Linked DNA regions of Mus musculus: region 1 is linked to region 2. Evidence: chromatin loops called from intact Hi-C (ENCODE). Cell type or tissue: gastrocnemius. All regions are shown on one strand. Links, peaks and the distances in the headings refer to the core of each region. The heading gives the core; the rest is flanking DNA. Region 1 overlaps Lrig3 (leucine-rich repeats and immunoglobulin-like domains 3). Region 2 has its middle 20 kb from the start of Gm36884.

What was found. A loop is a pair of places that touch in the nucleus more often than their neighbours do. Peaks named below come from ENCODE experiments on the same cell type or tissue, not always from the same donor. Only the 100,000 strongest peaks of a DNase experiment are listed, where the experiment ranks them.
Region 1: a loop joins it to region 2, with 36 times the contacts of the local background. A loop is called at or near these places in 13 of 42 quality-filtered maps.

Annotation. Positions count from the first base shown.
Region 1 is chr10:125,989,839-126,001,505 of GRCm38, reverse strand. It overlaps Lrig3 (leucine-rich repeats and immunoglobulin-like domains 3), which reads right to left. Exons shown (of 19, transcript NM_177152.5): 4 at 6,957-7,088; 5 at 5,929-6,072; 6 at 4,748-4,891; 7 at 4,301-4,444; 8 at 3,759-3,902; 9 at 2,476-2,556; 10 at 1,346-1,417. Among named protein-coding and RNA genes, the nearest start is that of Gm29997, 16 kb to the right of the region's middle. In gastrocnemius, for the core only: a CTCF peak has its summit at 6,390 (motif pointing right); DNase peaks (open chromatin) are centred at 4,309 and 6,491; H3K27ac peaks cover 819 bases.
Region 2 is chr10:125,718,649-125,730,315 of GRCm38, reverse strand. No RefSeq gene overlaps it. Among named protein-coding and RNA genes, the nearest start is that of Gm36884, 20 kb to the left of the region's middle. In gastrocnemius, for the core only: a CTCF peak has its summit at 4,841 (motif pointing left); DNase peaks (open chromatin) are centred at 2,903, 3,551, 4,376 and 4,812.

The DNA.
Region 1 (11,667 bases), core at 2,545-10,544, 270 kb before region 2:
ATACACACACACACACACACACATACCACACACACACACACACACACACACACACACACACACACACACACACACAGGGTTCACAGCACACAAAGGGGATTTTGAATGAGACATGTAGAAATAGAAAACAAAGACCAAAAGTGCCAGACTTGGATAGGGAAAGAGTCTGGGCGAGTCAGGGAAGGTTAAAGAAAATTGAAGCAGAGGTTAATACTCTGCTGATCCACTAATTCCACTTTCCCAGAAATGGAACGGGCCAGTTGACAAACCCTTTGGCTAGTTTTCCTTTGAAAACAATCTGTTTCAATAACAGCAATCCTGGCCTGATGCTGTGGCGCTCAGTTTTGCAGACTCATTCTGCCATTTCTAACTGCTGCGCTGTCCTAGGTGGGGCTGGCAGTCCGTGTCTCTCTCTCTCTGAACGACTGGTACAGTGTCGGGAAATGCCCACAAGGTTGCCAACAGACAGATCACACCCAAATTCACAGTCCCGGTGAGGCACAATCCAAATGTCCACTTAAATGATAGCATGTGTCCAAGTTAACACATAGGGAAACTGCTGGCTACAGCATTCCTCAATAAAGCAAGCACAGTCTAACCTACATTGTGATCTGGCTATCCAAATAGGAAACTAACAGTTCATTGGGCCAGCTTGCACAATATTAAATGTCTTCTTTAAGTAGCTGAGAACCTTCCACCCAGAAATCTCATTTTTAAAAAATGTGTGCCAAAGGTTCCTGAGACCCACATGGACCCAGGACCATAACCGGTCAAGGGCTAAAGGGATACAGGATATAGGGGGAAAGGGATAAAGGGATAAATAGGATCTCTGTGAAGCCAGAGAAAGCCTATTTTCCTGGCAGTCCACAACTGATGAGTGCAGACCAGGAGAAAAAAACAGAGAAATCTCGGCTGTATGTTTTACATCAAGTAATTACAACAACAGAGTTTCTCAAGATACCACCATCTGCCCTCAAATCCCCACCGTGGCACTCCCAAGGATTTCTTCTTGTTCTTTAAAATTTAAGTCATCTTAACTTGGAAACAAACAGAACCCACGAATCTTCAGGGATTCTAGTTAACTTTTTAAAACAATAGCAACAGTTACTGAACAGAATTCTTGTTAAGTACTAAATAGTATGTGTGTGTGTATATATATATCTCCAGACTATATCCTAAGAAAGCTCAGAGATAACCTACTGATGGTAGACAGAAAGCAAGATGACAAATGGCAGGTAGATGTATAAATAGCTTTTCCAACATGGGGAGAATATTGTCACAACTGTTTTATAAACAGAAACCCCTCCTGGAGCACCCTTAGGAGAACTAAATTCCAAATACTCACAGGTGTTCCAATGTGTCCAAACCAGCGAAGGCCTTTTTGGTAATAGATCGAATCCGGTTTCCCTGGAGAATTCTACAGGGGTGGCAAGAGATATAATCACATTGTAGTTAACTTTAGAAAGCCATTTTAGGAGCAGAATTCTTATAAAAATGACTATTTTCATTGGTGAGCAATACTATTATCTTGAATTAAACAAAGTAACCCAAAATATTGGACTCTTCATATCTTGTTCAGTAACTTGAAAGATTAGACTCTTCGAATCTCATTCAGTAACATTACCAAACACGGGTTTCAAAGTACTAAACAGACTCCTCCATGTAACAGTTTGAATAAGAAATGACCCCGTGAGCTCATGTATTCGGACATGTGGTCCCTAGCTGGCAGAACTGCCATGGAAAGCTTAGGCTATGAAGACTTGCTGGAGGAAGTATGTCACTGGGGCTGGGCTTTGAGAGTTTAATAGTCTGGCACCAATTCTGCTTCCTGTGTGTGCAACGGAGATGTGGTCTCTCAGCTTCCTGCTGCTAACAGACGCCATGGCTTTCTTACCATGGTAGACAGCTAGCTGTCTAGAACCATAGGCCAAAATAAACTCTTAAGTTGCTTTTGGTCAGATTTTATCACAGCAATAGAAGAGTCATCAGCAAGTGCAGTCCGCTAACACAGGTGCTACGGAAGTCTCTCTGGGGATCACACTGCCCACTCCCGCCCAGTGCAGCTTGCTCCCCCACTCTTTCTCTGTAAATGCCCTTCATCATCAACTGAAAACAGAACAGTCTATAAGACTATTTCATTGCAAAACAAAAAGTGTTTGCATCTCTTAAAGACAGTCACTTCTACACAGTGACCGTCCCTAATGAGTAACAGCCAACATAATTTGCAAGTTCCTATCTAGGTATCAGAATGAATAGTTAGACAAATTCCAGGATTGAATTTTCTTCCTTTCATCCAAAGAAGGAAGAAAAGGTAATTATATGAACACACGTCATGAACCATACCACTTGCTTAGGAGAAGGACCAAGCGTGCAAGCACATCTCATGCTTACTCCTGACTCTATGATGTCACCTGATGAGTCTGACTTCAATGAAGACAGCAATTTTAAGTCATAGAGTAGGCGAATCATACTCACAGTTGCCTCAATCTGTCCAGCCCAGAGAATGCCCCACTCATGTCTTCGATGGTCCATGAGATTTCATTGTTCCTCAGATCCCTAGGGAAAACACGGGTATTCTCTTTAGAGTCACTTTTCAGAAACTTTAGCTGCTACCCAGGTGGTGTCCTATTTGTAACAAAATCCTCCGAATCCCCCACCTTCACCCACTTCAGAAGAAGAAACTCAGTTCTCCAAGGTGCCTTTCACATCCTGAACCCTGCACTCAACACTTTAAAAACTTCCCCCAAATCAAGACAGTAACCCTGGCCCTGTTAAGTGAAGGTGACTAAGCACTCACGTCTCAAACAACTTGAAATATACATTAAAATTTAAAACCAAGTTCCTTCCAGTAAGTGGTGGCGCACGCCTTTAATCCCAGCACTTGGGAGGCAGAGACAGGTGGATTTCTGAGTTTGAGCCCAGCCTGGTCTACAGAGTGAGTTCCAGGACAGCCAGGGCTACACAGAGAAACCCTGTCTCAAAAAAAAAAAAAAAAAGAAGAAGAAGAAGAAGAAGAAGAAGAAGGAGGAGGAGGAGGAGGAGGAGGAGGAGAAGGAGAAGAAGAAGAAGAAGAAGAAGAAGAAGAAGAAGAAGAAGAAGAAGAAGAAGAAGAAGAAGAAGAAGAAGAAAAGAAAAAAGAAAGAAAGAGAAAAGAAAAGGAAAAAGAAAAACAAGTCCCCATCACAAAGACAGAGAAGAGCCAAAGCATATAGCATGTCTTTCCACTCTAATGGTTCAGATGGGACAGAGCGCAGGGTTTCTGAGTGCAAAATCCTGAAGCCCACATTAAATTAACATTGGAGAGATTTTTCAGGTCAGTTAATGCAATGCTTTTCTTCCTGAGGACAGAAATCAAAGGGTGGGAACCAGAAGAATAAACACTCGGCTCCCTTCAGGCCCTTTCTATAGTTCTTTCTGCTGCGTCTTGTTTTTAATCTGCATTTTATAAAGACAAAACTTAGTGGACTTAAATCTTTCTTTTTTTTTTTTCTTCAGCAGTTCTGAACTTCCTAGCGATGCCGTGGAAGAGGGACACTGCAATCACCAGGCACGCTGATCAGCGTCCTTTTAAAATCCCTTTAAGAAACACACATGGATGAAATAGATCTATTCTAATCAGACTGCTCTGGGAAAGATTAAGAGCCCACTTTTGAGGCTGTACACATTTCCTCAACAACAAAGGAAATCTGCTGGGAGAAAAGTGGGCACATTTAGGAACCAATTAGGCTCGTGTACCAAGAGCAAAATGTGTAACTTACAAAGTCTTTAAACTGGTAAGCCCCCGGAAGGCACAGTCAGCAATGTAGCTGACTTTGTTATTCCCAATGTGGAGGGCATTTAGTAGGCTTAGGCCCAGGAAGCTGGAATCGTCTAGCCTTGATAAGTGGTTGAAAGTCAGGTCTCTGCAAAAAACAACAACAACAACAACAACAAAGCTTTTATCTTTCCATTCAACATAATAATCTGTTTTCTAAAAAAGAGGTAATAAATGTAACTACAATAATCCTGTTTTAACATTCTGCCTTACAGTAACCAGGTAAACATTACTCCTAATCCCAGTAATTAAAATTAAATAAATAGTCCATGAAACAATGACTACTTCTGTCAACTCGACAAAGAACTGCAAAGAGAGGCATTGGCTCCAAAGTATCACAGCCGAAAACACAGCATCAGGGGCACACAGAAAAGCGGCTGTCGCCTTGGCAACTTTGTTGCAAAAATTTCACAGGTCAATGGTAAGAAACTCCTACTCCAGCAGGATCCCTGCTCTCGAACCTGAGGAGAATAAAAGGCAACTTACAGCTCACTGAGTTTCTGGCAGAACTCCCAGGCATCCGGGCTGATCCTGTTGATGGCGTTCTGGCTCAGATGAAGTTCCCGCAGCATCAACAAGCCATAGAGCCAGCCTTTGGTAATCTCGGTTAGGTTGTTATGGTCCAGCTGCCTGCATGTACAATGAGAACCAAGGGTGGGATCCAGAGTTCACGATCTACTCTCTTCAAAGCCATGCATAGCTGGCTGTAAGCAACTGATGACATATCCCTAACACGCCTAGATAGTCGGCTTTGATATATAAGGAGATCAGCAAAAGATTCATGCAGTTCACCTGGAACATGACTAAGTAATTATAACTATGATTGTATAGCATGAGAATCTAATGAGGCTTTTCAAAGGAGAGCTACCAGGTGTCCACTCAGTATTTGGGGGTCAGTGTATCTGAGTGGGAACTTCGGTAACCCACACTTACAGGACTTCCATGTTGCTCAGCCCCCAAAAAGCTCCATCCATCAGCTTTGTCACTCCGTTTCTTTGCATTTTCAGAGACTTCAGTGCACCAAGTCCTTGGAATGTGAGTCCATCCACGTTCTTAATCTTGTTTCTGTTCAGCTCACTGTGTTGGACATTACAATTAAGCCGTTAATTCATGTGACAATTAAATTCTAATGGTAAGAAAAACGTGTCATACGCTGCAATATATTTAACCCAGTCAGTGCTAAAACTGCAAGAATGTTTTCCATTTCCCAGGCACTTTATTGACAAGGATTTCATTTTTTTCCCCTCCAATTTATTACAGGGAGTGAATGCCTATGTAAAACACGATATATATATATGAATAATATAATAAAGGAAACACACTAGATTTTCATTTCTAAATGGTTGTCCACTCAGGATAGTAGTCAACAAATTTATATTCAGCCTTTGTTGATGCAGAACGAGCATGATAACCATCCCAGAAAAGCAGGAGGGGTGCCGGGGAATGGTGTAGAAATCCTGCCCCGCGTGTATGCAAAGCTCTACCATCATTCCCAATTAACGTTCAGTTTGGTACCTTCCTGCAGGCTGCAACACTTTCTATGTCTGCCAAACACTAGAACCACCTAGGGAGCTCTAAAAGTTCTCGAAGCCCGAATTGCAGCCCCCAGAGGTTTTAGTATAATTGGTCTAGGGTGAATCCTGGGCTCTGGGGTTTTAAAAAGCTCCCCAAGTCTCTGTAATGTGCAGCCAAGGTTGAAAAGTGCCGTTGCGGGAGCCTTGTTCACAAACCATTCTACCATTCTTAACGAGACAGTTCTTTACTGCCACTTAGGCTATCAAAGCACCCTGAAGTTGTTGGTATTATTCTCATAAACCACAGCTATGGAGAGACGCTGTGGTTTCCTCAGGTCCACAATGGCACCTTTGTGAAGGGGCAGCAGAGTGATCACCCTGCTCCTTCAGCCACCATCTAGCATGTCCTGTCAGGCAGCTGCTGGCATGAGGTAACTGGCAAGCCTTTTCCCAATCAGGAGATTCCACCACTTGCGCCATGAAAGCGAGGATAGTCACGTGCTTGCCCCTAAACTTCTCCTGTCCCACTGTGGGCATCAGACCTGGACCCCAGAGGCTCAGAGGTGAGAGTGTGATGTCCTAGAGGCCATGTTCACTTACAGGTGCTGCAGCTGAGGCAGTTTAAACATCTTGGGAGGGATGGCTGAGATGCGGTTCCTGTTCAGCTTCAGCACCAGGAGCGTGCTCGCCAAATTGTCAAAATACCCTGGTTCCATGGACGACACTCGGTTGTTATTGATATACCTGTTGAGAGTTTGAAGGTCAGCCGAGGCTTGCTCAGGTTTCTTCGGGAAGTTAAAGTGCTTTCAATCTCCCCACTGCAGAGACTCTCCAGTGACCATAAGTGCACCCTTAAAATTGTTAATACTGAGTTCCCTGTGAACAAATTAAGGTTTACACATATGGACTGGGATATGGCTCGATGGCAGAGTGCTTGCCAGGTAAAGAAGCCCTGGGTTTATATCCAGTACCAGGAAAATAGTAAATAAAGATAAAAAGATTCACACACTGTAGTTTTAATAAGAAAGGTCCTGTGTAGGCTCATGTGGTCTGACACTTATTGTCCAGCAGGTGGCACTCTTTTGGAAGGTTGTAGAATCTTCAGGAGGTAGGGCCTAGCTAGAGGAAGTAGACCACAGAGGGCGGGACTTGGGGTTCTATAATCTGGCCTGACTTCCTGACCACAATGTCACAGGGCTGCCTGCCACTTCTCCCAGCATGCCCTCTCTGCCATGATAAAACTGTGCCCTCAAACTGTCAATCAGAACAAGCCTTCTCAAATGGCTTCTTGTCAGGAACTGAGTACAGGCAGCAAGTAACTAATATACATATACTAACAGCAAAGACTGACAGATCTTTGAAGGTGACGAATAGTTGTTACATTATATATATATATACTTTGTGTGGAATTTGTTACTAATGCCCTAGTTTGGAGCATTTGCTTTTAAATCGTGATAATCGTGATACAAAATTGTAAGAAAGAAGATTGAATCTATTCAACTTATTCAAATCCATGAGAAAGTTACATTCCACTCCATAGTAGTGAAGTCGGGTTGCCTGCATCTTAAACACACCCCTGTCCCCAGTTATAACAATATTCTCACTGGGGGGGGGTAATTTATACTTACAGATACTTGAGTTGTAAGGGTGGAAAGGCAGTTCTCAGTTCTGAAATATTATTGTTGCTGAGGTCCAAAGTCTCAAGGGACTGAAAGGCTTCCAGCTGTTCAGGGAGGATTTTGTCGATGGCGTTCCCAGCCCTATAATTAAAACACAGTCCCAGCAACTGGTCAACAGTATAATCCAAAGGGAGAAGAAGACACCTACTCCTGACCTGTCCTTCAGAAACTAGTTGGTCCAAACCATATTTCTCAATGACAGTCAGCAGCCCATGGCCATGTATGCTCTGAGGTCATCCTAGATCATATGAAGAATGTCCTTACACCAATCTGACAGGATAATACGCATATAGAGTTGCCATGCTTTTAAACACAACTGATGGATTTTTTTCTTTCAGATTATTTCTCAATATCTTCCTGTTTTATTAGATAGTAAATGAAACAACTAGCACAGAGTGGGAACACCAGGCTACACTCCCTTATTCTACATTCCATAATATACATTATAGTATATTATGGATATTATATATATTACATATTATACATATAATATTTTGTAATATTATATATATATAATACAATGAATATTTAAAACACATATATGTACGCTCATGTATTTAAACTTAGTGTAGCTATTACTATTAGTGGGACAGAGCTGCACATGTGGAGATCGGAAGAGAAGTTTGTGGAGTTAAATGTTTTCCTCCCATTTCTGTGTTTGCACAGTCTCTGGGCATCCTGGTCAGCTGGGCAGGCTTGCACTGCATGCAGGCGTCTTTACCTTCAGACCCGCCTGGCCAGCCCTGTGTCCTCCTAACTACTAGTCTGATTCTTCTTTTAGAAGGTACCCTCACACAGCAGTGCCAATCAGTTCCCAATCCTTACCACTCTGTGGCTGCTTTAGCTCCTGGCTAGAAGGAGGCCCTGTTTTTACAACCAGTTACTAAGTTGACAGAGGCTTCAGTACCAGAGAAAGTATTGCATAGTTATCCCAAAAGAGCTACCACCTAACACAGTCCCTAAGGACAGTCATCAAGAGATACTTGACATTACCAGTCTGGACAACAGATCAAAATAGACCACAATGGCAGTCACTGGCTACGTATAGCTCTTTACGAGTATGTAAATACACACACACACAAAGTATCTGTCACTGAGCATGAAGGCACACTTCTAATGTCACCACTCAGGATGCAGTGGCAGATGTTCTTGGTCAGCCCGGCTATATAAGAAGATTATGTCTCTAACAACAACAACAACAATAACCACAACCACAAAAGTCTTCCTTGATTATAATATCTATATGTCAAGAGAGCAATAGCCAATGTACCTGACAGCAGCAAATGAGACGGAACATTTCCACCATTTTTCTGTTGCATTTCAAATGGGGAAATGCCCAGCCAAATTCTCACAAGTGGTCATAGGTACTAGAGGTATTTAGCATTATTGGTATTTAGCGCTATACTCATGAGTTCTACTTGACAATCTTATTAGAAAACAGGAGCGAACTGAACTTGCAAGCCAGCTCAACTGTCACATAGGTTTAGGTAGCGTGGACCTTTTCCCCCATTAATGTTTCTTCATTTTACATCCCTGCTCCCTGTTGCTGGGTGCCCCTTCCCATGCTCCACCCCCCCTCCTCCCCTTTCCTTTCTCCTCTGAGAGGGTGGAGGTCCCCACTGGATATCCACCCCCCAACCCCCATCCTGTCACATCAAGTTACTGAAGTACTAGGTACATCATCTCCCCTGAGGCCCGACAAGGCAGATGAGTTAGGGGAAGAGGATCCACAGATAGGTGACAGCTCTAGGGTCAGCCCCTGCTCCAGTTGCTGGGGAGCCCACATCAGACCATACTGATCATTTGCTACACATGTGCAGGGAGGGAGGCCTCCAGCCAGCCATGTTTGGTCTCTGGTTGGTAATTCAGACTCTGAGATCCCCAAGGATCCAGGTTAGTTAACTCTGTCTGTCTTCCTGTGGTACTCCTATCCACTTCAGGGACCTCAGTCCTTCCCCCAATTCTTCCACAAGAGTCCCCAAGCTCTGTCCAGTGTTTGGCTGTGGGTCTCTGCACCTGTTTCACTCAGCTGTTGGGTGGTAGCATGGACTTTTTAGACCATCGCATAGCAGGAGAAACCATGTTAAGTTAAAAAGCTGGGAACAACTGTAACAAGGGTTTCTCGTTAGACCCTAAGGAATAGCGACGAGATCTGATCCTTAGTCAGAAAACAGCCCCCAGGTATGTGTGTTGCTTACGAGTAACTCAGACACACCTCTCCATCTCAGAAGTTAGGTAGACCACTTTTATGGGATCCCAAATTTTACAGTGCATCTTACTATAACACGCTCACCACCACCCTCTTCCATATTGCAAACTCCTTTGAGGCAGGGATTCGTGTTCATGTCGCTGTGTTAGAATGTAACGAAGCCAGAAATACTGGGGCACACAATAGGTGTCAACACCTCTGTTCAACACGGTTCACACATTACACCATCCACTCACAGAGTAATTTCTCTCTTTCAAATATAATCTAAAGTTGGGAAACTGGGGCTTTTTGCATAACCAGTCCAACTACTCCTGAGGCACCTCACATAGCAAGTCTGGGTTGGTCCCTGTCGATCCCCGGTTTCTTTTACAGAACACAAAGCATCAGTGATATTCTGGCCAAAAAAAAAAAAAAAAAAAATCAAATTCTATTTTCAAACTGATGTAGAAATCCAACTGGCTCACTGATCCACCATCACAGGGATAACCAGGGCCTCTTGCAATCTGCGCCTGCACTTTTGTCCTGGAGGAGACAGACTTCTAGGGATCTGTACCCACTACAGTTAGAAAAAGGTTGACTTCCTGAGACTGCAAAGACCAGGTGCTGCTTTCTCCACAACAGTAAGGAGAGAACTCCAGAGACGCAGGCTCTAAACAACACTCTCACACTGAAGTCAAGACCCTTAGTCTAGTCCCTTTAAGGAGTTTAGGGTTATTGTCAGTTTGATCTTTAAGAGACCCAAATCATCAGAGAATGTAACTCCACCGGGGGTGGGGGGAGGGAGGGAGGGAGAGAGACAGACAGACAGACAAGAAAAAAATCCTACACAGGATAACAAAGAAACAAGCTGAGATAATAGTAAAGTTCAAAAAGAAAAGAAAATTCAGCAATTCTACATACAGGTCCCAGATTACCAAGTTCCTCGGATTCCCATAAAGCATTACAGACTTTGTTTAGAGTCAAGTCATCCATGACCTCTGATTCTGACCATTTCCCACATCTGGATTTGCCAGAGCACAAACTCCTTGATCTAGCTGTGAGGTACAAGCGAGACAATTAGTCAATCTCTAGGTCCCGGAGATGGAGGCAGGCAGGCTAAGCCCAGCCAAGAGGCCTTAGGGTCGGGGTATAAGGGATGAACAAAACCACAATTTGGGAGACAGAAATTTTCTCTTAAATACATAGCCCGATGTTTCTATCACCAGGATGTCCTCCTCCAAGTCACCCAGCAGCTAAAACGCCCAGACCCACCCCTGTCTGTCTCACATCTCTCTTCAAGTCTGCACCTGGTTTGGGCCAGGCTGTCTGGGGCTAGACTACCCAAACTTAAACACTATTCTGCAACAACAAAAAGAAAACAATAGTGTAGTGTTTAGTTGTGTTATTATTAGGAGTTATTTTTTTTCCTAATAAATGGAGCACATTAGTATTTTGAGGTAAGGAGAGAGAGGCCCACCAGGTGTCTATCATATTGGTCAAATAAGGCTAGGAGTTAGATAACAAGCCACACAATCTCTGGTTTATATATTCGTTTGTTTATAAGGTAATTATGAACAAGGTATTAAAACTGCCAATTACTTGAGTGACGAATAAAATTTTCCTTGCAGTAAAAGTATGGTCCAGCCAAAGCCAGCAATTTCCTGAACTGCACAGCTCCTAAATTGCAGTGTGAAAGTGCCCCGCTCGAGATGGAGTGTGCACACTGTGCTCTTTGTCAGCCTCACTGCCCAGCACAAAAATCCCTTACAACTGCCAGGATAATAGCCCCTGTATCACAACATTTAAATCTGCCCTAATGGAACTGAATCAAATCCAAATTCGAGTTTCTTATTACCTTAGACTAACTGGTGAATTACCACCTGATAGGTACCAGTTTAAAACAAAAACAAACAAATACATATTAAAAAAAAACTTGCTTTATATCATGAAAGAGGGTTTTAAAAAGAAAGAGAGAGGTAACTACATTTTTTAAAAAATGAAAGAAAAATTCTCACATCACCTGAAAGTCTCAAAATAAGTGTAATCCAGCAATTGGGTCCTAAACAACTGGTTGCAGAAGACAAAGATCCAATTCAGGCACAGTTTTAGCTTTTCTCCAAATAGGGATAAATGCCAAAATTCATCAACACATCGAAAAGCGCCACAGCTGATTCATACTGGGGCAGAATGTGCACAGTGCTTGATTAAAAACAAACTCCTTATCCATCATTAACATTGCATGTACATGGCATCTTTCCACTGCCCAAATAACGAGGCCTGGAGGGTGTTTCAGCCCTGCACACACCCGTTGGAGACTCGGAATATTTAGTCCTCCGTTTGTTGATGGTACAGAGAGTTCCTCGGTCAAATCACTGCTGAGGTGACTTATAATTAGTCCCTTCAAGACAAACAGACCTCTGGGGCATGGCTGGTGTGAGCCTAAGACAGTTGCTTCCTTCCAGCTACCAAAGA
Region 2 (11,667 bases), core at 1,104-9,103:
ACTGGCTTCCAGGCAGCTAGGATAAGGGTCTTAAAGCCCACACTCACAGTGACACACCCACTCCCAACAAGGCCACACCCACTCCAACAAGGCCACACCTTCTAATAGTGCCACTCCTTGGGCCGAGCATATACAAATCATAACACTAAGCAAATGCTCTATCAACTGAGCCACATCTCCAGTGCTTGATCTAAGTGTTTGAATACTGACATTTCTTCTTCGAGGCTTGATTTTGCTAATGGTCAATTGATGCTGTCCCTGGTTTACTGAGCTATTGAGGAGTGTGAAGTTTATTTAAAATGGATACGTTTCCAGAGTAGTAAACTGTTCTGAATTTTAATTTCTTATGAAATTCTATACATTCCTATTTCCAGTGCAAGGTCTGTCATGAAATGTCTTCCCATTTCCTGCAGCTTTCTTCTCTGCACCATAAGGTTGAGTGTGGTAATTTAAGATTTTGGAGTTAATTGGCTCATAGAGAAGGCTTTCAGAGAACTTCACCCCCCTACCAAGAGCTATTTACATATTCATGTTTATTACTGCTTCTATAGCAATGAAATGTCTTTGCCATCATAGATGTCCATCAATGGACGAGTGGGTAATGAAAATACGGTACACTCATTGCATACACTAGCAAGATTTTATTGAAAGGACGCAGATGTAGCTGTCTCTTGTGAGACTATGCCGGGGCCCAGCAAACACAGAAGTGGATGCTCACAGTCAGCTAATGGATGGATCATAGGGCTCCCAATGGAGGAGCTAGAGAAAGTAGCCAAGGAGCTAAAGGGATCTGCAACCCTATAGGTGGAACAACACTATGAGCTAACCAGTACCCCGGAGCTCTTGACTCTAGCTGCATATATACCAAAAGATGGCCTAGTCGGCCATCACTGGAAAGAGAGGCCCATTGGACTTGCAAACTTTATATGCCCCAGTACAGGGGAATTTCAGGGCCAAAAAGGGGGAGTGGGTGGGCAGGGGAGTGGGGGTGGGTGGATATGGGGGACTTTTGGTATAGCATTGGAAATGTAAATGAGTTAAATACCTAATAAAAAATGGAAAAAAAAAAGACATAAAAAAAAAAAAAACACATCAGAAAAAAAAAAAAAAAAAAAAAAAAAGAAAATACGGTACATGTAAGAATGGAATATTATTCAGCTCTAAAGAAAAAATAATCACAAAATTAGCAGGGATGTGGATGGACTTAGGCTGCATCACATTAAGTGAACAAGTCACACAGTCTCTGAAAGAAGCAAACACATTTTATGTTCTCCATCATAAAAGCATGTTAGGCTAGAATGTAAACGTCTGTGTAGGGAGACAGATGGGCATAGTGTAGCCTTTAGAGAGGAGAACGGGAAAGCGAATTTTAAAAGAGACAAACTCATTCTGGGGAGTTTATACTTTCAGCAAGTCCTGACTGACCTCTCAAGGTGTAACATTTTCAGTGCAAAATAAGAAGTAAAGTGGTCGGTGTTCACATGAGATTCTACGAGGGGCTGCTACCTTACGGGGGAAAACCTGAAATTGAAATTACGTTTATATTGACTGTAGGTTGTGGTTCTCTGTAAGAACTGCTGAACTTAGTGTATTTTCTTTATGAACAAGGATTCTGGCTATTCAAATAAGAGTGTTAATATCACTGGCAGGATGTTTAAAATATCATCATTCTGAAAGTTCTGAGACTCCGTGATTGATTGAGTCTCAAGAGTGACCACGCCAGGCATTTGGAAGCACTCAGAAACTTCTCTGTTTTTCTCTGTGTGTTCTAATTCTAAAATGTGTCGTTGTTGATCAATAAATGTACTTTGAAAACGATTTCAGGAAAGTGAATGGAATTAAGAAATATGCAACTTGCTCTTCCAATAAAAATCAGCATTTTTTAGAATGAACACAAACAGCTGGTGAAGGGCCTGCTGTCAAATAATGCCTGATGACTGCTCAAATATTGATGATTTCCCTCTATTTTTCTGATTATATTTCGATGCTGTCTTAGCTGAGAGTTCTATATCTTCATCTGAAGGCTGCTAGCAGAATACTGAATTTCAGGCAGCTAGGATGAGGGTCTTAAAGGCCACACCCACTCCAACAAGGCCACACCCACTCCAACAAGGCCACACCTCTAAATAGAGCCATTCCCTGGGCCAAGCACACACAAACCATCCCAGATGCCATTGCAGGAGAATGGCTTCTACTTATCTTGAAACAGAAAGACATGTCAAAGTCATATCCCCAAGTGAAAAGATCCTTTAACAATTTTATTAATTTTATTTCTGTCTATGTGGGTGCCTGCTCCTCTACAGAACGCCACATACATACAGTTGCCCCGAAGAAGTCAGAAGAGGGGCTCAAACCCCTGGAACTGGACTTCCCTGTGGTTGGTTGTGAGTCGTCATGTAGATGCTGGGAACTGGACCTGGGTCCTTTGCAAGAGCAGCCTGTGCTCTTTCATCAGGGAGCCATCTCTCAGGGGAAGTAGAAAATGTGACCAGCAGAGGGGAGCACCTCTGACACCATTCACAAACATGTCCCACCCTGACCCCAGCACACACACGCACACTCACACCAAATAAATAAAATGAAAATGTAGTGTAAAATTTAAAAACCATGTTCACAAATAAATGAAGTCCTTTTCTGTCTTCTTCTCCCCAAAGTTAATTGGGTCCTTAGATGATTTATAGAGGAGTCTCTGATATAGTCTATGGTAGAGTTAAAGTTGTGAATCCTCTTATTCGGAGAAAGATTGAAAAAAGATAAGGTTATATACAGAAAGTAATTTAGCAATCATTTTCAGAATCTGTTTCCCTTTTTTTTTTTCCTCCCTCAGATATTGCGTCTGAGTTCACACTGGTTTCTCTGGCTCTATCCCAAAGAGCGGTTCCAATTGTGCCAATGATAAGGTGATGTATCCTCCCCCGCCCCTTTCTCTCTTTTTCTTTCGATCTATCTCAACCATGCATCTATCTCAACCACGTGGAGGAGAAAGAGGACAGCCTGTTCCTGTGGGGATTAACCACTACATTCCAGGTGTAACCGTGCAAGGTCACATGTCATAAATACATGATCAGCTGCAGCCACATAATCTCAACACTAAAGACAAATATTCGCTAAGGAAAACAAAACAAACAAACAAAAACAAAAAAACAACGAAAAACAAAAAAACTTTGTGAGGAAAACAAAATCCAAAACAAAAACAGTGTCAAAAGAACCCCTGTCAAGTATCCCCAAATCGGCCCCTTTCCATTCCGTAGGAGAAGAATTTCTTTTCCCTTTGTCTCTATGAGGTTCAGAACCTGGGACTGCTGTGAGCAGACAGCTTAAGCAGACATCATACATAAACTTACTTCATATTGTTTTTAGGTGACCCCAAGGAAGAGATCAGCTTACATGTTTGATGGCAGACTTGATGACGAGTGGAGAATCAAGGAAACATTTGCTAGATCGAGTGTGCAATAAAACAAAACAAAACAAAACAAAACAAAACAAAAAAACAGTTTACAAAGCTGGGGGAACTCGCGGGGCCTCAGCTCAGGCATCTCTGGCTGCTGGCCACAGTCCTTCCTGTCCCTAGATCCAGACAGGGCAGCCCTCAGCTGATGAGAGAAGGGTCAGAGACATTTCTGCTTGTCTAGTCTCAAGTTTACTCCCTTGTGCCACGGCACCAAAGATTAGCGTAGCACGCTCCTGTTAGTCCAGCCCTGGTTTTCTTTCTTAAAAGAGAAAATTTAACAGAAGTTTTTATTTTTCCCCCCCGTTTGTTGATTTCTTTCAAGAAAGGGTCAAAAATTTATCTTCAAAATACTAGTTGTAGAGATGCATACAAATAACAAAAAGAAAAAAAGAGAGAGAGAAAGAAAGGAAGGAAGGAAGGAAGGAAGGAAGGAAGGAAGGAAGGAAGGAAGGAAGGGGGAGAGAGAGAGAGCTAGGGAGAGAGAGAGAGAGAGAGGGAGAGAGCGAGAGAGAGAGAGAGAGAGAGAGAGAGAGAGAGAGAGAGAGAGAGAGAGAAAGAAAAGAAAAGAAAAAAGAAAAGAAAAGAAAAGAAAAGAAAAGAAAAGAAAAGAAAAGAAAAGAAAAGAAAATACAGATTTTTAAAGAGCCAGCGAAATATCATCTCTTACTTGGCTCACTTTTAAAGTTAGAGGATTGTACAGAATGGCGCCTGTGTGGCTGTGCGCATGCGCACTTCCCATCCCAACTTTGGGTAGAAGAGATTCTCCCCTATAGAGGGAGAGAGAGGAGCTTTGCATCTGTTGAGGCAGGGCTAAGTCAGTGTGAGAAAGTCAGGAGCAGCCGCACTTGACACCCACTCTTGTCAGTTCAGGCCACTGAGGCTGAGCAGAAGGGACGCTGGGCCTTGTCCCAGATGCTGGGTCTGAGACTCGAGATTTCCCTCTGCCCGCCCCTCCCCCATAGCCTTCCTTTGTTTCCCTGGAGGGTTATTTATGTTGCTAATTCAAGACTTTGACTTGTAGGATAAACCCATGCTGTGTGTTTATAGAACAGGCAAGGCGGAACCCTGGGTCCCTTTGATTGGAGATGATTTTCACATGTTTCCTGGTTCCCCTTTTGTGAAGATTTATCTTCAAACTCGAGACTTCCCTCCTTCTCACTTCAGACTTAAACTACTTAAATCTAGAAAAATAAAATTGTTTAACTGAACCTACTTCCCTAATAACTTTAGAAGAGCCAGCCAACAAATTGTTTACTTGAGAGGACCGTAGCCTTTTCTTCCGCTCTTCAATCACCCTCAAGGAGAAGGCAGATGTGAGTGGCTGGGACCTGGTGGAGCACGTGGGCGCGTTTGCCCAGCGTGGTGGGTACCGCCCTCTGTAGGGTAAAATTAGGCTTACTCGAATCTGCTAGATTGTCTTGCCCTCTAGTGGTCAGTACAAAAAAAAAAAAAAAAAAAAAAAAAACCACACACGAACATTGCAACTTGCAATGACTGTGTCTTAACGTTTACTTATAGGTAGGCGAATCGAATTATTATTGAGTTAAATCAATCTGCTATCATGCAAGATAGCACATATAGTTGGGCTTACGTGTACGTTTTTATGGGTGGAGGATGGATCCCATCGCCCTTTGCAAACTAAGATGTGCTTAGCCACGGAGCTGCGTGTCCCAGAACAGCATCATGTTTTACTGAATTAAATAAATTAAATGGCCACTTCCAAAATTCCTTAGGGGATACATTACAACATACAATTGTACATGTTGACGGAGCACCATCTTACACTGTTGTATGTACACATATCACATAATACGAAATCCAGACGCATCTAATTCCTCACACACGTATAATTTGCTTATCATGAGAACAGACAGGATCGTTCCTTGGAGCTTTTTAAAACACACAGTGCTGTTGTCATCCAGTGACCCCACTGGGCAGCGGCGGGCCAGATTTTCCTTCTCCATAACTGTACATTACTGCCTGTTAGCCAACATTTCTTAACCCACCCTTTCCACTCGCTCCAAACACCTTACCCTTATTTTCTATATCTCATACAGATTCCATTTATGAATGAACTCTCGAGGCAGTTGGCTTTCTGTTGTTGGCTTATCTCATTTAACATTACAATCTCTGGTTTTTCATCTGTGCTTATTTATTTATTTATTTATATTTTTGAATGATCACATTGTATTGTGAGTGACAGAATAGTAAGTAATCCACTTTAATATTCACTGTATCCATCCATCAACCATGAGAAACTTAGAGAGTTTCTTCAGCTTGGCTCCCATGGATAGCATTTGTCTTAGTTAGGGTTTTACTGCTGTGAACAGACACCATGACCAAGGTAATTCTTATAAGGACAACATTTAATTGGGGATGGTGTTTACAGGTTCAGAAGTTCAGTCCACTATCATCAGGGCAGGAGCAAGGCAGCATCCAGGCAGGCATGGTGCAGGAGGAGCTGAGAGTTTGACATCTTCATCTGAAGGCTGCTAGCAGTATACTGACTTCCAGTCAGCCAAGACAAGGGTATTAAAGCCCACACCCATAGTGTTACACCTACTCCAATGGGGCCACACCTCCAAATAGTGCCACTCCCTGGGCCAAGCACATACAAACCATCCCAGCATTTCAGTGAACATGAGAGTGCAGATGTCTCTTCAATGTGCCCACTAAATTCCCTTTGGATACCCAGTAGTGAGATGGGTGGATCATACAGTAGTTTTATTTTATGGAACCCCAATACTATTTTCCATAATGGGTGTATTAGGTTATATTTCTAGCAATGGTGCACCAGGGTTCCTTTCCTTCCCATCTTGACCAGCATTTCTTGGTCTCTTGTTACATTGATATCAATAATTCTTATTGGAGTAATACTCTGTAGCTCTGATTTGCATCTCCCTGTTGATTAGCAATATTGATGTTTTTCACAACCCATATGTCATGTATGTTTTATTTTGATGTATGTGTATTAAACTGTGTGTTTGGTTCCAGACCCCCAAAACAAGGGACTGAGGTGCATATTTTACATATTAAAGCGGACCTGGCCTCCAGGTTCTCCCTACATCCCTCAGTCCCTACCTTGCATACCCCTCCTCCAACCCTGAACTTTCCAGCCCAGAGCTGGGCTGCCCTTCCCCTAGAGACTCCTCCTTATATAATCCAGATCTCCCCCTCCCCCTCCCCTCCCTCTCCTCCCTCTCCCTCTCCTCTCTCTCCTCCCTCTCCCTCTCTCCCTTTCCCTCTCCTTCTCTCTTGTCCTTTTCTTCTCTCCACACACACACACACACACACACACACCTTTTTGTCCTTTCTCTCTTTCTTCTGTGCAACCCCCTCCCCCTTGTGGCAACTTCCCTGGCCTCTTTCCTTGGGGCAAGAGAACTCGCCTGCCTGAGAGCAGCTTCCCAATGAACCTGCCTTTAATATATTCTAATCTGGCTTGAATTGGCTCATTTCACTGGAGGAGAAATAACCTATCAGAGAAATAACCTATCTCTGTGTTACTAAATTATTTTTAGAGAAAAATATATGGGAACTTCAATAAAAGCACACAGTATATAAAAGTAAACTGTAGTATAATAACTTTGTTTACTTTAGCACTACAATGCAGTGTAGAGACATAAAAAAAAAAGAACAGAACAATACTGACATATCTGGTGCTGCTCCAGTGTCCATGAATACATACAAACTTTGGCCAGTTGATAGAGGGCTATAGTGTGTAGATTTTGCTACCCTGCTTTAAGCTCTAGGTGGACCATGCTACCAGCTCCACCCAGGTTCCCTCAGATCCATGGATGAAACACACACATACACATTAGCTTACACAAACACACACACACACATACACACACACACACACACACACACACACACACACACACACACTAGCTTATCTTTGATACACTTTAGTTCAATGGTTGGGCTCTTAGACGCCTTCCTCTGCTATCACATTATGACATTCGAATATCCCATCTGCTACCCCAGGCCCAGTTGAGAAAGTGGCCAATGACCACTCTACACTAGATCTCACATGGCTGTGGCTCCTCCAAAGCATGGTGAAAACTTTCTCCCTTTGCTCTGCTAGCCTGCCTGCAGGAAAACTGGAGATCCCGCCCATCTATTCTGCCCAGCTCATTGGCCATTAGTATCTTTATTGATTGATCAAGAACCAATTGGGGAAGAGGACCTTCAGGGTTTACATGCAGATTCCCAATCAAAACATCAGAACCACCTCCTACAGAGGGTGTCCTCCTGTGTCCTCCTGGTGCCCTCCAGGCCCTGTGGCCCTTACATTCCTTTGCCTTCTTTTCCAAGGGTTTCCCTGAGCTTACCTGTTACTATTGCTATGATCTAACTTTTGGAGTGTGCTATGTGTTTATAAAGTTGTCAAATGTTCTTTCTTCTTCTGAAGGCTTCACATTGTCTCCTTTGCTGCTAAAAAGCTTGATAGAGTCATCTTTGTCTATTTTTCCTCCCATCTCTCTTTTGAAATCTTCTAAGTATTCTTTTTCATTCCAATATCTTGTACATTTCCCCCTAGCCTTTTTTTTTTTATAGTTTCTGGTCTATATTTAAGTTACTTGAACTGGTTTTTGTAACTGCTAAGAGATAGAGGTGCAGTTTTATTCTTCTGAAAGTGGTTGCTCAATTTTTGGGACACTTCCTGTGTCCTAAGTGTGCTCTTGGTTCTCAGGAGAGAACCAGCTGGCCGTAGATGAGTCCTCTATGCATTCTATTCAGTTTCTCTCACCCATTTGCCTCTGAAATGGAAATTTATCGTTTCTTCGGAGACTATTACTTGTGTCATGTAATATTTTTCTGGAAACTGTCTTATAAGGGGATGGTTTTGTTGAAGTAGACACATGGTGTTTTTTCTGGAAGCAGCCTGGAAAAGGGGCGTGTGATGTTTTGCTAGAGCAGACACTTGAGAGAACACGTGATGTTTAGAAAGGGTATAAATATAACCCAATGGACAGTGGACGATGCTGGGTGGTAATAGTTTGCCTTGCCATGCTTTGCTGATCATTTTTGAGCTTTGTTGACACTGGTCTTCGTTGACAATGCTCTATGGTATTGGTTCACCTCATCACTCTTTGCTGGCCATCATTTGTTATGACTTCATAGACAGAATTATACCAAAGAACTTCCATTGGCATTCCCACAGGCTTTTGCTGCTTCCGAACGGTAGAGCCTCTTCCAGTTTCTTCTGGATTGAACTGCTGTTGCTGATTCATGAAGGGTATCTGCGAGGGGCTCTAGCTTCAGTTGCTGATTCCTGTGAACTGAACTGCTGATGTCCTGACAACACAGACTGGATTTGCTCCAAAGAACTATCTCTAAACAGGTCCACATCCTCCTTGGCCCTATTAACCTTTCCTTTCCACTGCCTCTGGCGGGTGGTGGGCTAGAAGGGAGGTTAAAACATTTAAGCACCCTTATGAAAAGTAGGTTTTGAAATATCTAAGCCTATATGCCTCTTTTACACCAATACAATGACTTGATGTTTACAAAAGATTTGTTCTGTCTAAGCCAGAAGATATGATGCCAGAAGATATATGTTCTTTTTACTCAAGTTTGTTTTGAGTATTTAGGGCTTCTTGTGGTTCCATATAATTTTTGTAGGCTCTGTAAAAAAATTAATACTTCAATAGGTAGTGCATAAAATCTGTACATCACTGTCGCATCCCACTTGACCAGCAAGAAAGACGCAACCACCCGTTCTTCTTTTTTTTTTCCATTTTTTATTAGGTATTTAGCTCATTTACATTTCCAATGCTATACCAAAAGTCCCCCATATCCACCCACCCCCACTCCCCTGCCCACCCACTCCCCCTTTTTGGCCCTGGTGTTCCCCTGTACTGGGGCATATAAAGTTTGCAAGTCCAATGGGCCTCTCTTTCCAGTGATGGCCGACTAGGCCATCTTTTGATATATATGCAGCTAGAGTCAAGAGCTCTGGGGTACTGGTTAGTTCATAATGTTGTTCCACCTATAGGGTTGCAGATCCCTTTAGCTCCTTGGCTACTTTCTCTAGCTCCTCCATTGGGAGCCCTATGATCCATCCATTAGCTGACTGTGAGCATCCACTTCTGTGTTTGCTAGGCCCTGGCATAGTCTCACAAGAGACAGCTACATCTGGGTCCTTTCAATAAAATCTTGCTAGTGTATGCAATGGTGTCAGCGTTTGGATGCTGATTATGGGGTGGATCCCTGGATATGGCAGTCTCTACATGGTCCATCCTTTCATCTCAGCTCCAAACTTTGTCTCTGTAACTCCTTCCATGGGTGTTTTGTTCCCAAATCTAAGGAGGGGCATAGTGTCCACACTTCAGTCTTCATTCTTCTTGAGTTTCATGTGTTTAGCAAATTGTATCTTATATCTTGGGTATCCTAGGTTTGGGGCTAATATCCACTTATCAGTGAGTACATATTGTGTGAGTTTCTTTGTGAATGTGTTACCTCACTCAGGATGATGCCCTCCAGGTCCATCCATTTGTCTAGGAATTTCATAAATTCATTCTTTTTAATAGCTGAGTAGTACTCCATTGTGTAGATGTACCACATTTTCTGTATCCATTCCTCTGTTGAGGGGCATCTGGGTTCTTTCCAGCTTCTGGCTATTATAAATAAGGCTGCTATGAACATAGTGGAGCATGTGTCCTTCTTACCAGTTGGGGCATCTTCTGGATATATGCCCAGGAGAGGTATTGCTGGATCCTCCAGTAGTACTATGTCCAATTTTCTGAGGAACCGCCAGACTGATTTCCAGAGTGGTTGTACAAGCCTGCACTCCCACCAACAATGGAGGAGTGTTCCTCTTTCTCCACATCCACGCCAGCATCTGCTGTCACCTGAATTTTTGATCTTAGCCATTCTGACTGGTGTGAGGTGGAATCTCAGGGTTGTTTTGATTTGCATTTCCCTGATGATTAAGGATGTTGAACATTTTTTCAGGTGCTTCTCTGCCATTCGGTATTCCTCAGGTGAGAATTCTTTGTTCAGTTCTGAGCCCCATTTTTTAATGGGGTTATTTGATTTTCTGAAGTCCACCTTCTTGAGTTCTTTATATATGTTGGATATTAGTCCCCTATCTGATTTAGGATAAGTAAAGATCCTTTCCCAATCTGTTGGTGGTCTTTTTGTCTTATTGACGGTGTCTTTTGCCTTGCAGAAACTTTGGAGTTTCATTAGGTCCCATTTGTCAATTCTCGATCTTACAGCACAAGCCATTGCTGTTCTGTTCAGGAATTATTCCCCTGTGCCCATATCTTCAAGGCTTTTCCCCACTTTCTCCTCTATAAGTTTCAGTGTCTCTGGTTTTATGTGAAGTTCCTTGATCCACTTAGATTTGACCTTAGTACAAGGAGATAAGTATGGATCGATTCGCATTCTTCTACACGATAACAACCAGTTGTGCCAGCACCAATTGTTGAAAATGCTGTCTTTCTTCCACTGGATGGTTTTAGCTCCCTTGTCGAAGATCAAGTGACCATAGGTGTGTGGGTTCATTTCTGGGTCTTCAATTCTATTCCATTGGTCTACTTGTCTGTCTCTATACCAGTACCATGCAGTTTTTATCACAATTGCTCTGTAGTAAAGCTTTAGGTCAGGCATGGTGATTCCACCAGAGGTTCTTTTATCCTTGAGAAGACTTTTTGCTATCCTAGGTTTTTTTTATTCCAGACGAATTTGCAAATTGCTCCTTCCAATTCGTTGAAGAATTGAGTTGGAATTTTGATGGGGATTGCATTGAATCTGTAGATTGCTTTTGGCAAGATAGCCATTTTTACAATGTTGATCCTGCCAATCCATGAGCATGGGAGATCTTTCCATCTTCTGAGATCTTCTTTAATTTCTTTCTTCAGAGATTTGAAGTTTTTATCATACAGATCTTTCACTTCCTTAGTTAGAGTCAGGCCAAGATATTTTATATTATTTGTGACTATTGAGAAGGGTGTTGTTTCCCTAATTTCTTTCTCAGCCTGTTTATTCTTTGTATAGAGAAAGGCCATTGACTTGTTTGAGTTTATTTTATATCCAGCTACCAAAGCTGTTTATCAGGTTTAGGAGTTCTCTGGTAGAATTTTTAGGGTCACTTATATATACTATCATATCATCTGCAAAAAGTGATATTTTGACTTCCTCTTTTCCAATTTGTATCCCCTTGATCTCCTTTTGTTGTCGAATTGCTCTGGCTAATACTTCAAGTACTA